Regions from separate parts of the Homo sapiens genome. Here regions 1 and 3 are each linked to region 2. The links are chromatin contacts, found by Hi-C or POLR2A ChIA-PET in ENCODE. All regions are on one chromosome and are shown on one strand. Each heading gives the region's core, a stretch centred on a gene start or an enhancer-like site at or near the end of the contact. The rest is flanking DNA. Distances are from core to core; before and after follow the strand shown. Region 1 overlaps B3GALT5 (beta-1,3-galactosyltransferase 5). Region 2 holds the start of GET1-SH3BGR (GET1-SH3BGR readthrough). Region 3 holds the start of LINC02940 (long intergenic non-protein coding RNA 2940).

The links. A loop is a pair of places that touch in the nucleus more often than their neighbours do. ChIA-PET counts read pairs that join two places held with the same protein, here RNA polymerase II (POLR2A). Pooled maps may share reads with other maps.
Region 1: a map of PC-3 shows a loop between it and region 2 (3-fold over the local background). The contact joins the enhancer-like site here to the promoter of GET1-SH3BGR in region 2. A Hi-C loop is called at or near these places in 1 of 168 maps with a recorded cell type or tissue (PC-3). POLR2A ChIA-PET finds 5 or more read pairs at or near these places in 1 of 52 experiments (WTC11).
Region 3: a loop to region 2 is called in a map with no recorded cell type, with 2.8 times the contacts of the local background. The contact joins the promoter of LINC02940 here to the promoter of GET1-SH3BGR in region 2. A Hi-C loop is called at or near these places in 3 of 37 single-sample maps with no recorded cell type and 5 of 50 pooled maps.

What each region holds. Positions count from the first base shown.
Region 1 is chr21:39,636,003-39,640,291 of GRCh38, reverse strand. The region is part of intron 1 of B3GALT5 (beta-1,3-galactosyltransferase 5); the gene reads right to left. Among named protein-coding and RNA genes, the nearest start is that of B3GALT5, 25 kb to the right of the region's middle. RefSeq lists an enhancer at 1-502. Within about 2 kb of position 2,836, at least 5 of the 41 ENCODE cell types and tissues checked have a DNase peak (open chromatin) inside an H3K27ac peak, as active enhancers do.
Region 2 is chr21:39,378,107-39,382,310 of GRCh38, reverse strand. GET1-SH3BGR (GET1-SH3BGR readthrough) reads right to left here and starts at 1,985. Exons shown (of 14, transcript NR_146618.2): 1 at 1,825-1,985. It overlaps GET1 (guided entry of tail-anchored proteins factor 1), which reads right to left and starts at 1,985. Exons shown (of 5, transcript NM_004627.6): 1 at 1,825-1,985. The coding sequence starts at 1,926.
Region 3 is chr21:39,017,899-39,021,831 of GRCh38, reverse strand. It overlaps LINC02940 (long intergenic non-protein coding RNA 2940), which reads left to right and starts at 2,576. Exons shown (of 7, transcript XR_007067867.1): 1 at 2,576-2,834.

The sequences.
Region 1 (4,289 bases), core at 1,587-4,086, 260 kb before region 2:
GCTTATCAACCACAAGACACCGCCCACCACCTAGAGTCATGGTCGGTGGTTCAAAGCATGTGCTCCACAGTGGGTTTGAATCAAACACAGGCAGCCTGGTTGCAAGGCTGTTTCTGCCTGTCACTAAGAGTGAGAGCTCAGGCGAGTTATTTACCTTCTCAGACCTCCGCTTTCCTCATCTATCAAATGGGAATAACACCGTTTTAAAGCCCACCCCCACCCTCTACCATGGCAGCAACTACAGGAGCTTCAGGTATCCTTGTCCACGCCAGAGGCTTGCTAATGAGCCCTCCAGGTACATTTTACAGTTATTTATTTACATTTTACAGTTACATCATTTACATTTTACAGTTATTGATTGACAGCTTGTTATTTAGCCCTTTATAGACATTCTCTTCACGTGCATGAAGAGAGGAGGCTCTAACAAGCCCTGCATCCCATAGTTTCAGATTAGCCGCTAGGAGAGCTACAGGATGCAGGGGCCAGTGACTTAGAAAATGCCAGATGCGTGCTGGGCTGGGCGCAGTGGTTCACCCCTGTAATCCCAGCGCTTTGGGAGGCCGAGGCAGGTGGATCATGAGGTCAGGAGTTCAAGACCAGCCTGACCAATATGGTGAAACCCCATCTCTACTAAAAATACAAAAATTAGCCAGGCGTGGTGGCACCCGCCTGTAATCCCAGCTACTCAGGAGGCTGAGGCAGGAGAATTGCTTGAACCCAGGAGGTGGAGGTTGCAGTGAGCAGAGATCGCGCCACTGCACTCTAGCCTGGGTGACAGAGGGAGTCTCTGTCAAAAAAAAAGAAAGAAAGAAAGAGAGAGAGAGAGAGAAAGAAAAAAAGAAAGAAAGAAAGAAAGAAAGAAAGAAAGAAAGAAAGAAAGAAAGAAAGAAAAAGAAAGAAGGAAGGAAGGAAGGAAGGAAGGAAGGAAGGAAGGAAGGAAGGAAAGAAAGAAAGAAAGAAAGAAAGAAAGAAAGAAAGAAAGAAAGAAAGAAAGAAAGAAAGAGCCAGATGCCTGAAGCTGCTTGCAAGGGAAACAGAATCACAATTCTGGAACATGTTACAACTTATCTTTCATGCTAGGCAAAGTCAGGTGACCTAAAAGAAGAGAGGTGGCACCTCACCTACAAACTCCATGGAGTATGACCTGTTCTGTTAGTTTAATAAGTGGCTTCCGTCTACATGGCAGAAATTAACGTGGACCTTCCTTTCGTGGTAATATGGGAGCGAGGCTGTGGGAAAGAGGTCCACCCAGCCCAATGTCCCATTAGCAGTTTTGTCATCTACTGTTAAGATTGAAGAGCTGTACACGGGAAACTGGCTTCAGTCAGCATGCAATCCACCTATCGCTCACTTCTCGCAAACACAATCCCTCTCCTAGTCACACACTCCACCTCTGTGTCAACATGAAACAGAAGAAGTTCCCTTGTCCTCCTCCCAGGGCGTGTGATGGGGGAGTGACTCGCTTCTTCCATGCCCCGCTGCTCAAACCTCTAGGGGAGCATAAAGACGGGCAGGCTGTGGGGCTCTGACCCCACGGCAGTGTCTAGGGGTGAATGTTTACTGCTGCGGCCCCAGTGGGCGTGTGTTCCAGGGTGTTCTTTTAGTTTAGCCATCCGTAGGCAGCTTGTGTTAGCTCAGTTAGACCCCTGCCTTATCTCAAGGACAGAGGGCTTTCTGTATCCCGGGGTTCTTGCCTTGCTGTACCTGAAGAATCAGATCACATGTGGGCTTGGAGAATGAGTGCAAGGTTTTATTGAATGGAAGAAACTCTCAGCAGATGGGGGAGCCAGGAGGGAGATGGTTTTCCCCTGGAGTCAGGCTGCTCAACGGCCTGGGCTCTCCCCCGACTGCCCTAGCCCGCCTCCGCATCCTTCTGCCAGTCGGTGGCCTGCAGCCTGCTGGTGCCTGTCAGTGCCTGTCTGTGCTTTTCTCTTGACGTCCAGCCGCCCATGTGTTCCTCCGCTGATGTGCTCCTCTCGACGTCCCGCCACCTGTGTGTCTGCCTGCTAGGGTCTTGGGGTTTTTACAGGCACAGTATGGGGGTGTGGCAGGCCAGGGTGGTCTTGGGAAATGCAACATTTGGGCAGGAAAACAAAAATGCCTGTCCTCACCTAGGTTCGTGGGCACAGGCCTAGGGATGGAGCCCTAACCAGGGACCACGCCCTTCCCCCTTCAGTATCATTTAAAGGGACCGTGCCCTTCCCTTGCCAGCACTTCTCTTCCCCTCTTCCGTATCAAACAGACATAAAAGTGAGAAATGGCCCGGTGTGGCAAGGACATTATGACAAGTGGACCCAAAAGGCAACACCCTGACCCTGACTTGCTCCAGAAAACATCCAGCCACAGAAAGCTTCCTGCTCCCCGCCCCTAACAGTAAATAATCCTTCCTCTTTCAAAATGTCCCCAAAGGGCTCACTTGCTCCCTTGCAGCCAAACCATGGACTGCCCAATGTACCCTAAGACCAATTAAGTCTCCTTGCTTCTAAAACTGACACCTTAAGAGAAGACTTGTCAAGTATTCCCTTTTGACTCTAGAAAAACCATTGTCTCTCTAGCACCTCTGAATCCTGCTGCAAGAAAAGCCACGGCAGGTGGGTTCCCTGGTGGCAAGTTAATCAATCAATGGCCTTTGTTCCTTTTGTCTCTGCAACCACAGCTGGGAGCAGTCCTGCTAGGTGTTCCCAGGAAAGAAGCCCTGGGCGGGGTAGCCATCAAGGACACTGGGACACACAGAACACAGCAGGACTGACAAACACCCAGGCAGCTGTTTCCGCATACAACAGGGAAGCAGCAAAGATTTTTCAGTTGAAAACGTCGTAAGCCTTAGCTGACTGACATGACAAGAGTTTACACAGTGGTTTCATGCCAGCAAGGGTTGGACTGGGTGTTACCTCGTACCTGATGGGCTTTGGCATGCAATGCCTGGTCTCTACCCTCCAGAGAGGGAACGCACACAGATCCTCCATCTTTAGGATTCCCTGTAATGCCCATCAGAGTGGCAATGGCCCTGCTGGGAGGAAGGGGGCTTTTCTCCTCTCATGGAGCTGCAAGTGCAGGAACAGACATCTGCCACAATGCCCCTAGAAAGGAAAAGGGAGGAACCAACAGTGCTCCTCTGTTTTAGGACTCGGAAAACGTCACAGCTTTCCAGGTAATCCTTGTGAAATTTAATTCAGAAAGTATGTGCTGGCCCCGTGTGCTCGGCCCTAATAGTAAATGTCCCAGGGGATCAAGAGGAGCACAGCACAGGTCCCCTGTTCTCAAGGGCAGGGTCCCTCCAAAAACACAGACACTAAGAGGAAGACACTTGCAAGAAACAGTCCCATGAATGAGAAAGACAACACATGGCTCAGTGTAAAAACATGGTGCCGCTGTAAAGGCTAAAAGTCATGAGAAACAGCGGATCCCTTCCACCACCACGTTCTGAGCATGCTCTGTGTGCTCTGCTCCCCAGCAGACTCTGGCAACACCAATAAAAAGAACCCCATTTGACCGCCACCAAAGCCACACAGGAGACAACCTTGATCTTCCCTCCGTATGAAGAGACTGGGTGAGGAGAGTGATCACAGGATCCTTTCCAGTCCCAGGATCCTGCAATCCTGTACAGAAGGAAGCACTGGTCAGGCCAAGGACTCGTGGAAAACAGGGAATTCGTGGGCAACAATAAGGTGTGTGCACAGCCCCTCAAGAAGATGTGCCAGTCCTTATCTAAGCCACAGGAGCCTGTCTCCTGTGAATGCCATCATCTGGGGCTGCCTTGTTGGCCAGTGTCCTCCGGATTTGGTCATTGGGAAGCAACAACAGGGGGGTTGGATTTGGTCACTGGGAAGCAACAACAAGGAAAGGCGTCGGGGTTTCTCTTCCCAGGATCCCTCCCTGGCTTCTCCTGGCTAAAGTCACATTTCTCTGCTCAGCTCCTTCCTCACAGCCCCTCCCAGCACAGCTGCAGTTCCACACCTTCTCTCCAGGCCACAGCATGGTCTCACTGTTGTGATCCTGGTTCATTCTGTTAATTTCTTGAGGAAGTTAGTATATCAATAATGGAGTGATGTCTCTATGTGTCAAGCACTGCATTAAATTCTTTACATGCATTTTCTCAATTAACTTCACAATGATTCCATGTGATACTACCATCCCTGCTCTAAAGATGAGAAACTGAGGCTTAGAGATAATGAGCAAATTGCCCGATAGTAAACATTCCAGTACTTAACTTCTGTGGTTTATGGTGGATCATGTCCACGGATGGAAATTTCAGAAACTTGTCAGTTCCACAACATAAAATGTCCTAT
Region 2 (4,204 bases), core at 736-3,235:
GGCCAAGGAGCACAGATCACTTGAGGTCAGGAGTTTGAGACCAACCTGGGCAACATAGTGAGACCCCGTCTCTATTAAAAATACAAAAATTAGCCGGGCATGGTGGCAGGTACTGGTAATCACAGCTACCTGGGAGGCTGAGGCAGGAGAATCGCTTGAACCTGGAAGGTGGAGGCTGCAGTGAGCCAAGATCAGGCCACTGCACTCCTACATAGGCAACAGAGTGAGACTCTGTCTCAAAAAAAAAAAAAAAGAAAATGTTCTGGGAGCGGGGCCACGTGCAGTGGTTCACACCTGTAATCCCAGCACTTTGGGAGGCCAGGATGGGTGGATGGCTTGAGGTCAGGAGTTTGAGACCAGCCTGGCCAACATGGCAAAGCTCTGTCTCTACTAAAAATACAAAAAAATACCTGGGCGTGGTGGTGCATGCCTGTGGTCCCAGCTACTTGGGAGGCTGAGGTGGGAGGATCACTTGAACCTGGGAGGCAGAGGTTGCAATGAGTCGAGATTACACCACTGCACAGAGCCAGACCCTGTCTTAAAATAATAATAATAAAGTTCTGGGATAATGGTTGCACAAAAATGTGAATGTACTTAATGCCACTGAACTGTACACCTAAAAATGATAAAGATGATAAACTTCATATTATGTGTATTTTACAATTAAAAACAAGAAGATGAGCATGGGCCAGCTCATCAGGAGTCTTTTATGCAATGCCTGAGACATCATCTTAAAGACTGGATAGCATCAGGAAAGATTCTGAAGGAGACTCAGGGGTTAAAAGAGAATTCCCTATATCTCAGGACAATGCAGACAGTAGGACAATTGAGAGAGTAAGAATAGAGTTTTGCACAAAACAGGCACTCAATGAATACTGGTGGAATAAAATATCCTCCACTACTACCAATTTATCTTAGGAGAGAAAAGCAAGAACTGTTTTCCAAGACAACGCTGAAACGAATGCGCCCAATCTTTGAGGACTCCGCCTTTGCCCAACAGCTCCTCATTTCTGCTGTGGGCATACGGAGGGCGCTCATTCTCGGGGACAGTTCCCAAGGTACCCCCGCCTTCCATGGCCACACCCCACCACGCCCTGTCCAATTTGCCACCAAATCCCTATCCCTGCTCCAAAAGGCAATCAAATCTCCACCTCCAGTCACTAGGTGGATGACTTAGTGCCACCACTAAATTCTCTTGAGCCAGACTCCTCCGGGAGGTAAAGGAGGGTGGGATGATAATACTCGCCTCTCCCAGCAGCCGTGAGACAGAGGTAATGTACTCACTACCTGGCAGAAAGAGAGTGTTCCCCAACCTGGTTGCTCCCTTGGATACTGAAGGCATCACGCTGTACTGAGATTCTCTCTACACCTGTCTCCCACCCTACCCACCCCAAGAATGTGGGCTCCTGGACGCGAGGATCCATCTCTCCGGGACCTGGAACAGCTGACTTCGCCCGCCAGGCCTCTGGGAAACCCTGGCCGAGGGCTGCTCGAATGCCTCTAGGAACCAGGATTAACGGAAACGAGGCTGACAGCGGGGCACTAGGAACTCCCAGTGTGAGGTTCGCCGCCGCCACCCACAGCCAGAAGAGTCCAGGGTTGCCCGGTGTTTCTCCCAACCCCCTAGAACCCAGAAAGTCTGATTTTGGGGTAAAGCGTCGTACCTTTTAGACGCTAACAACTATCTCAAAAAAGCTTACGGACCAACCAAGACGCTACTACGGCCTTCAGTCGCCCAGTTGAGACCCCTGTACCTACGCCAGACCCGCCGGGGGACTGGGGCGGCATCCCCACCGGCCCTTGGGAGGCCAGGCAGCCACTTACGAAGGATGAGAAGGACGGGAGGAGGATCCTAAGAACATTGCATCCAAACACGAAGCTGAGCACCAGCAACCACGCCCAGTGGTCGGCCGCGGCTGAGCTCATCCCGGACGCTCCTGGCTGTGCTGGGTCCGCTACGGCAGCTCCATGGGGACCACAACAACAGCGGCGACCGCGCCTGCGCGGTGAAGCCAAGCGCCCCAGAACAGGCGCGCCGACGCGCCTGCGAACTGCGTCGCCCTCGCGGGAGGCGGGGCCGTTTTTTCGTCCGGCTCCAGTTGGAGCGGTTAACACGTTCCGGGTTTCTCCTGGGCCTTCGGCGGTTCCGTAGCCTTCTAGCACCCATCCCTACTGAACCAGTTTTCTGACGTCCGTGTTTCTTTTTTTCCTTCTTTTTAAAATTAAAAACCTTCTCATAGTACCAAACTCTGGTTTCAAGTGCTAACGACTCCCTGCTTTTGTCATAATTAGTACTTTCTTTAAATTAACTTTTAATTCTAGATAAGTTTAAGAAAAACTCTTCCATAAATAGAAAACTACCGTTTTTATAGTAGCAGGTAACTGTCGTGTTCCAAGCAGTTACATGGAAAATGCCTTACGTTTTCGTTCCAGATCTAAACACTGTAGTAAGTCTAACCAATTTACACAACTGCATACCTGAAAAATAAGTTTAATAGAATGCACTGTTCACAATCATTAGTAATAGTTAATAAATTAACCTGAATCTAGGTGAAGATCAGGTTTTGCAGCGAAAGAATCCCAACTCAAATGTATGCAAAGTGAGCAGGGCGAGGTGGCTCACGCCTGTAATCCCAGCACTTTGAGAGGCCGAGGCGGGCAGGTCATGAGGTCAAGAGATTGAAACCAGCCTGGCCAACATGGTGAAACCCCGTCTCTACGATACAAAAATTAGCCGGGCGTGGTGGCGCGCGCCTGTAGTCCCAGCTACTCCGGAGGCTGAGGCAGGAGAATCGCTTGAACCCGGAAGACGGAGGTTGCAGTTAGCCAAGATCGCGCCACTGCACTCCAGCTCTGGCGACAGAGCGAGACTCCGTCTCAAAAAAAAAAAAAAGTATGCCTAGTGGATAAAGCAAGACATGTTCAACTGTCTCTTCTGCCATGCTGCCATGACTGGTTTCTGAGGACTAATTCCTAATCAAAATGATGCAAGATTGCGGGTACACTGGCTCACGCCTGTAATCCCAGCACTTTGGGAGATCCAAGCAAGGTGGATCACAGGCCCAGGAGTTTGAAACCAGTCTGGGTAACATAGTGAGATCCCCATCTCTACAATAAAATATAAAAATTAGCCGGGCACTGTGGCACGTGCCTGTGGCCTCAGCTACTAGGGAGGCTGAGATGAGAGGATCGCCTGAGCCTGGGAGGTCGAGGCTGCAGTGAGCTGTGATCACACCACTGGACTCCAGCCTGGGCGACAGAGCACAACTCTGGCTCATTATTATGAACCAGTTAAAATAATTATGCGGCTGGGCACAGTGGCTCAAGCCTGTAATCCCAGCACTCTGGGAAGCCGAGGCAGGTGGACCACCTAAGGTCAGGAGTTCGAGACCAGCCTGACCAACATGGCAAAACCCTGTCTCTATTAAAAATACAAAAATTAGCTGGGTGTGGTGGCGGGCACCTGTAGTCCCAGCTACTCAGGAGGCAGAAGAAGGAGAATCGCTTGAACCTGGGAGGCGGAGGTTGCAGTGAGTTGAGATCGCACCATTGCACTCCAGCCTGGGTGACAAGAGTGAAACTCTGTCAAGAAAGAAAGAAAGAGAGAAAGAGAAAGAGAAAAAGAAAGAAAGAAAGAAAGAAAGAGAGAGAGAGAGACAGAAAGAAAGAAAGAAAGAAAGAAAGAAAGAAAGAAAGAAAGAAAGAAAGAAAGAAAGAAAGAAAGAAAGGGAAAGGAAAGGAAAGAAAGAGAGAAAGAAAGAGAAAAAGAAAAAGAAAAGAAAAGAAAGAGGCTGTGGTTCTACAAATTTCTGTGTCAAGAAAACATGTGAAGCAAAACTATTCTGTAGTGGTAGAGTGAATTCCTTCCCTGAAAGGACTTATTGGTTAAGTGACTTCTGAACTGACCAAAACAAAGAGCAGGAGTCTGGCTCTCCTCCATAGCCTTCCCTTCCACCTGGATGGACCACGCAGCACGGCAGCCAGGCTCCTGGCTCCTCTCTCACTGGAGATTGAGATGGATTTAGAAGGAGAAACTGCCTCTTGAAAAGTGATGACAGGCCAAGCATGGTGGCTCATGCCTGTAATCCCAGTATTTTGGGAGGCCGAGGTGGGTAGATCACCTGAGGTCAGGAGTTCGAGACCAGCCTGATCAACATGGTGAAAACCCATCTCTCCTAAAAATACAAAAATTAGTCGGGCGTGG
Region 3 (3,933 bases), core at 1,327-3,826, 360 kb after region 2:
GAATAGATGCCGACAGGCAAGTTGGAAGGTACAAGGGAGTCCTGGGATTATTTTTTTGAAGGCATTTTAAAGGGTAGATGGCTTCCTTTCTGCTCTGTGCCTGTCCCCAGCTCAGCCCTCCACAGGGGGACCCAGGCCCGTCCCCTTTCCTCCTCCCTTCCCCCCTCCCGCAGCTTGTGTTCAGGGCTCCCTCCCAGAGCGCCTCACCCTCTCTCCCCCTTTGCGCCCAGGCCCAGCTCCAACAGGCTTCTCTCCCGGAGAGGTCTGTCAACGGGGTGGCCCACCACCTTGCTCCCCATGTCCACCAGCCCTGCCCACCCACCCAGCCTTCCTCAGTCCCAATCTGCCTGGATTTCCCTGCAGAGCCAAAAGCCAGAACAAGTCGAGGCCGCTGCTGTTGCCCGACACACACCGTTGTCCCCAGCTCCACCCCAGAACAGCCCAAATTCCCCAGATTGCTGTGAAGAGAGTCAGCCTGTGCTCAGAGGCATTGAGCAACTCGGAGCCTCCCAGGGTCCCTGACCCTGCACCCGGGAACAGCCAAGCGGCCTGAGCATCCAGGGTCAGATCGGAAGGCGTTTAAGGGAGGATGGCTTCTTCCTTTTGGGGTGTAGTGGGAAAATGTTGTTGGTGGGCAAAGGTCTCTCCACATTGCCCATCCTTGGGGTGGGGGGTGGGTTTCAGTTTGGGCTCATGATGTCTGGTTGCTGTTTTGTTTAGGGTGTGGGAGTCAAATGCTGGAGGGTGGCGTTTGCAGATGGTGCGAACCTTTCACCTCTGAGTTGAAGGGAAGAGGGAAGCAGCTGCCCTGGCAGCAGGAAACAGAGTCCGGCCTCGAGCTGACACCTCCAGCTGGCCGGGGAGGAAGTCACCAGGCAGTTGCTATGTCTTTGATGTTGGGGCTGCCTTTTCTCCTCTCGCTGACCACCAGACAGCTGGGTGGGCTGAGAAGGAGGTGCCCGGCACACACGTCTGTTTCCTGGAAAGCTGTGGCCACAAAGGTCACTCCATGGACTCTGAGCAGGGGCCACAGGGGCTTCTGGATGGAGACCTGGGATTTGGCCACACATTGCATCCCCAGACTTTGCTGGATATTCCCAACCGCTCTGAGTGAATTCCAGGGAGGCATCCCCTGAAGCAGGAGTCCCACCCCGCTGACATGCTTGACAATTCACCACAAACCCAAGTACAGGTGACCCAGGAGAAGAAGGCTGCCGAGCGAATGTCCTGCATGCATTTAAAGAGTTAATAAGGGAGGGCCAAGGAGCCTGATTTAAAACAGAATAGGAAAGTCTTTTAAAATATCTTTTTTTAAAAAAAGTAAAATACCTTTAAAAATCTTTAAAACATGTATCTTTTTCTTATTATAAAAGATTAAATGTTTGTTGTAGAAAATCTGGAAATGACAAAAAAGTATAGAAAACATGAAAATTCATCTTGAATCACCCAAGAAACTGCGAACCCGTGTTAACATTATGATCTACTCTTGATACACACAAACACACACCAGCACGGGTATTTTCACACTCGACCAAGACCGTCCTACAAATACAACACTTATCTTTCTTAATTTCTCTTAAAATTCCATAACAAGCATTTTCCCATGTCTTCAAAACATGAATTTTTACAACTACCTATCATTCTTTGCAACGGCTAAGCAATTTATTTAACAACCTCCTTATAGGTTATGTATAGCACTTAATTTAAACCAATTAAAATGTACAAGTGTGCCTTATGGAATAGAATAAGAAACCTGCCACCCTGAGCCTCCATTTTCCCCATCTCGAAAGTGGGAGAACTCTGCCTCAGCTCAGGTGGCTGGTGTGCTCTTTAATTAAGATTTAGGAAAGGCCTTGCCATTTGTGGGTGAAGGATTGCTACCTCAGTCAAAGGTTTGGCGTAGTCATCCTTAATTATTATGATGTGCTCATTATGGGCAATTAGCACATTGCAGGACAACAGAGAGGAATTTATTTGGGAGTTGATCTGTGTTGTTGTCCTGGGTGAGCCAGGGTGCTGGAGGTTCAGGAGGCCTGTGGTTGGCTCCTGACTGCAGAGACAAAAATCAGCCAGCAGCATCCAGGCCTCAGTGGGCTGAGATAATCGCTGATGCCAGGCTGATCCTGAGGGTGGGAAGGAGAAATGCCACCTGGTAGGGCAGGGAAAGTGGGTCTTTCATGGGTGCCAAGTGCCAGCTCTCCATTTTCCTTTGCCTTCCTGATTTTAATCTTCTGGAATACATATACAATTCACCAGGATTTCTGTCTTCATATTGGTTCATTGAGTGTTTGTACAGATTGTCTTAATGGCCCATGAGCTATGGTGTTTGTCTTTGGACTCTCCAGAAGTTTTCACATGTGACTTTTTTTTTTTCCTTTGAGACGGGATTTCACTGTATGACCCAGGCTAGAGTGCAGTGGTGTGATCACAGCTCACTGCAGCCTCGACCTCCTGTGCTCAAGCAATCCTCCTGTCTCAGCCTCCTGAGTAGCTGGAACCACAGGAGCACACCACCATGCTTGGCTAATTTTTGTATTTTTTTGTAGAGATGGGGCCTTGCCGTGTTGCCCAAGCTGGTCTCAAACTCCTAAACTCAAGCGATCCACCCCCGCCTGGGCCTCCCAAAGTGCTGGGATTACAGGTGTGAGTTGCCCCACCCAGCCGTGATTAATTTGGGCTTTCAACACCCTAAAATGGGAGAAGGTGGTAGCATAGAGTGTGTATGACTGATTGTATTTACATTTGTTGCAATTTGAAGAAATGTAGTTAGAAGTCCATCTGCAGAGAGATTATGACCATCGCTTCTGTCTGACCAAGGTCTGTTTTCCTGATCGGTGAGTACAGTTATGTAAAAGGTAAAGGGGTAGACTGTTTGCAGCAGGCACTGTCCTGGAACGTGCAGGCCACGTGGTCACCTTGCATGTGAGAGCAAGGTCTGCAGCTACAGTCCCTGAGGGAATTCTCAATGCTCTAGCACACTTTCTGGAATGTTCAGTGTCTTGCAAATAGCCTAACAGCAATTTCAGAAGCACCCAGAGATGCTTAGGAGCAGTAATGATGATTTGACAGGCTTTATTCCTAACACTCTTTTTTATTTTCATTTTATTTCTTCATTTATTTGAGATGGAATCTCGCTCTGTTGCCTCAGTTGGAGTGCAGTGGTGCGATCTCCGCTCACTGCAGCCTCCACCTCCCAGATTCAAGTGATTCTCCTGCCTCAACCTCCTGAGTAGCTGGGATTACAGGCACCCACCACCACGCCTAGCTAATTTTTTTGTATTTTTAGTAGAGACAGGGTTTCGCCATATTGTCCAGACTGATCTCGAACTCCTGGGCTCAAGCGAGCCACCTGTCTCCGTCTCCCAAAGTGCTGGGGTTACAGGCATGAGCCACCCTGCCTGGCCCCTAACACTTTTGATTGTGGAGGTACAGGGTAGTGGGGGAAGAATTGTTTAGTGCATTCTTGAGTAACCCCTAGTTCTCAGCTAGTCTGGGGAAAGATTCACATCCAGAAAGCTGAGGGTTCAGATTATTGACTGGTCCAGATGTAGGCTGCAGAAGATAGCTGGGGAGGCATCCCCCATAGACAATTTCCATGGCATCCAGGAATGGCTCGTTCCAAGGCTGGGATGACCCACTGAGTTATTGTCAGACTTTGGAAAAAAATGAATTGGGATGGCTTCAAACCCTCCAGGAAAAAAGGGAGGGGAAGATGCAGGGCATCCCACATCATCCCACATCCTCCTTCTTGATCGAGATAAAATATTTGAACGCTTGACCGCATTGCACAGTTTTAACTGGTCTAAGTGCTTCTGCAGATTTTGAGCTGAATGATACAAGCACAGCGCTACTCAGATTTGAAATACTGAGATCTTTTCTATTTCTCACCTCTAGGCTTTGTGAATACATGCGAGCATGCCTTCATTTTACTAA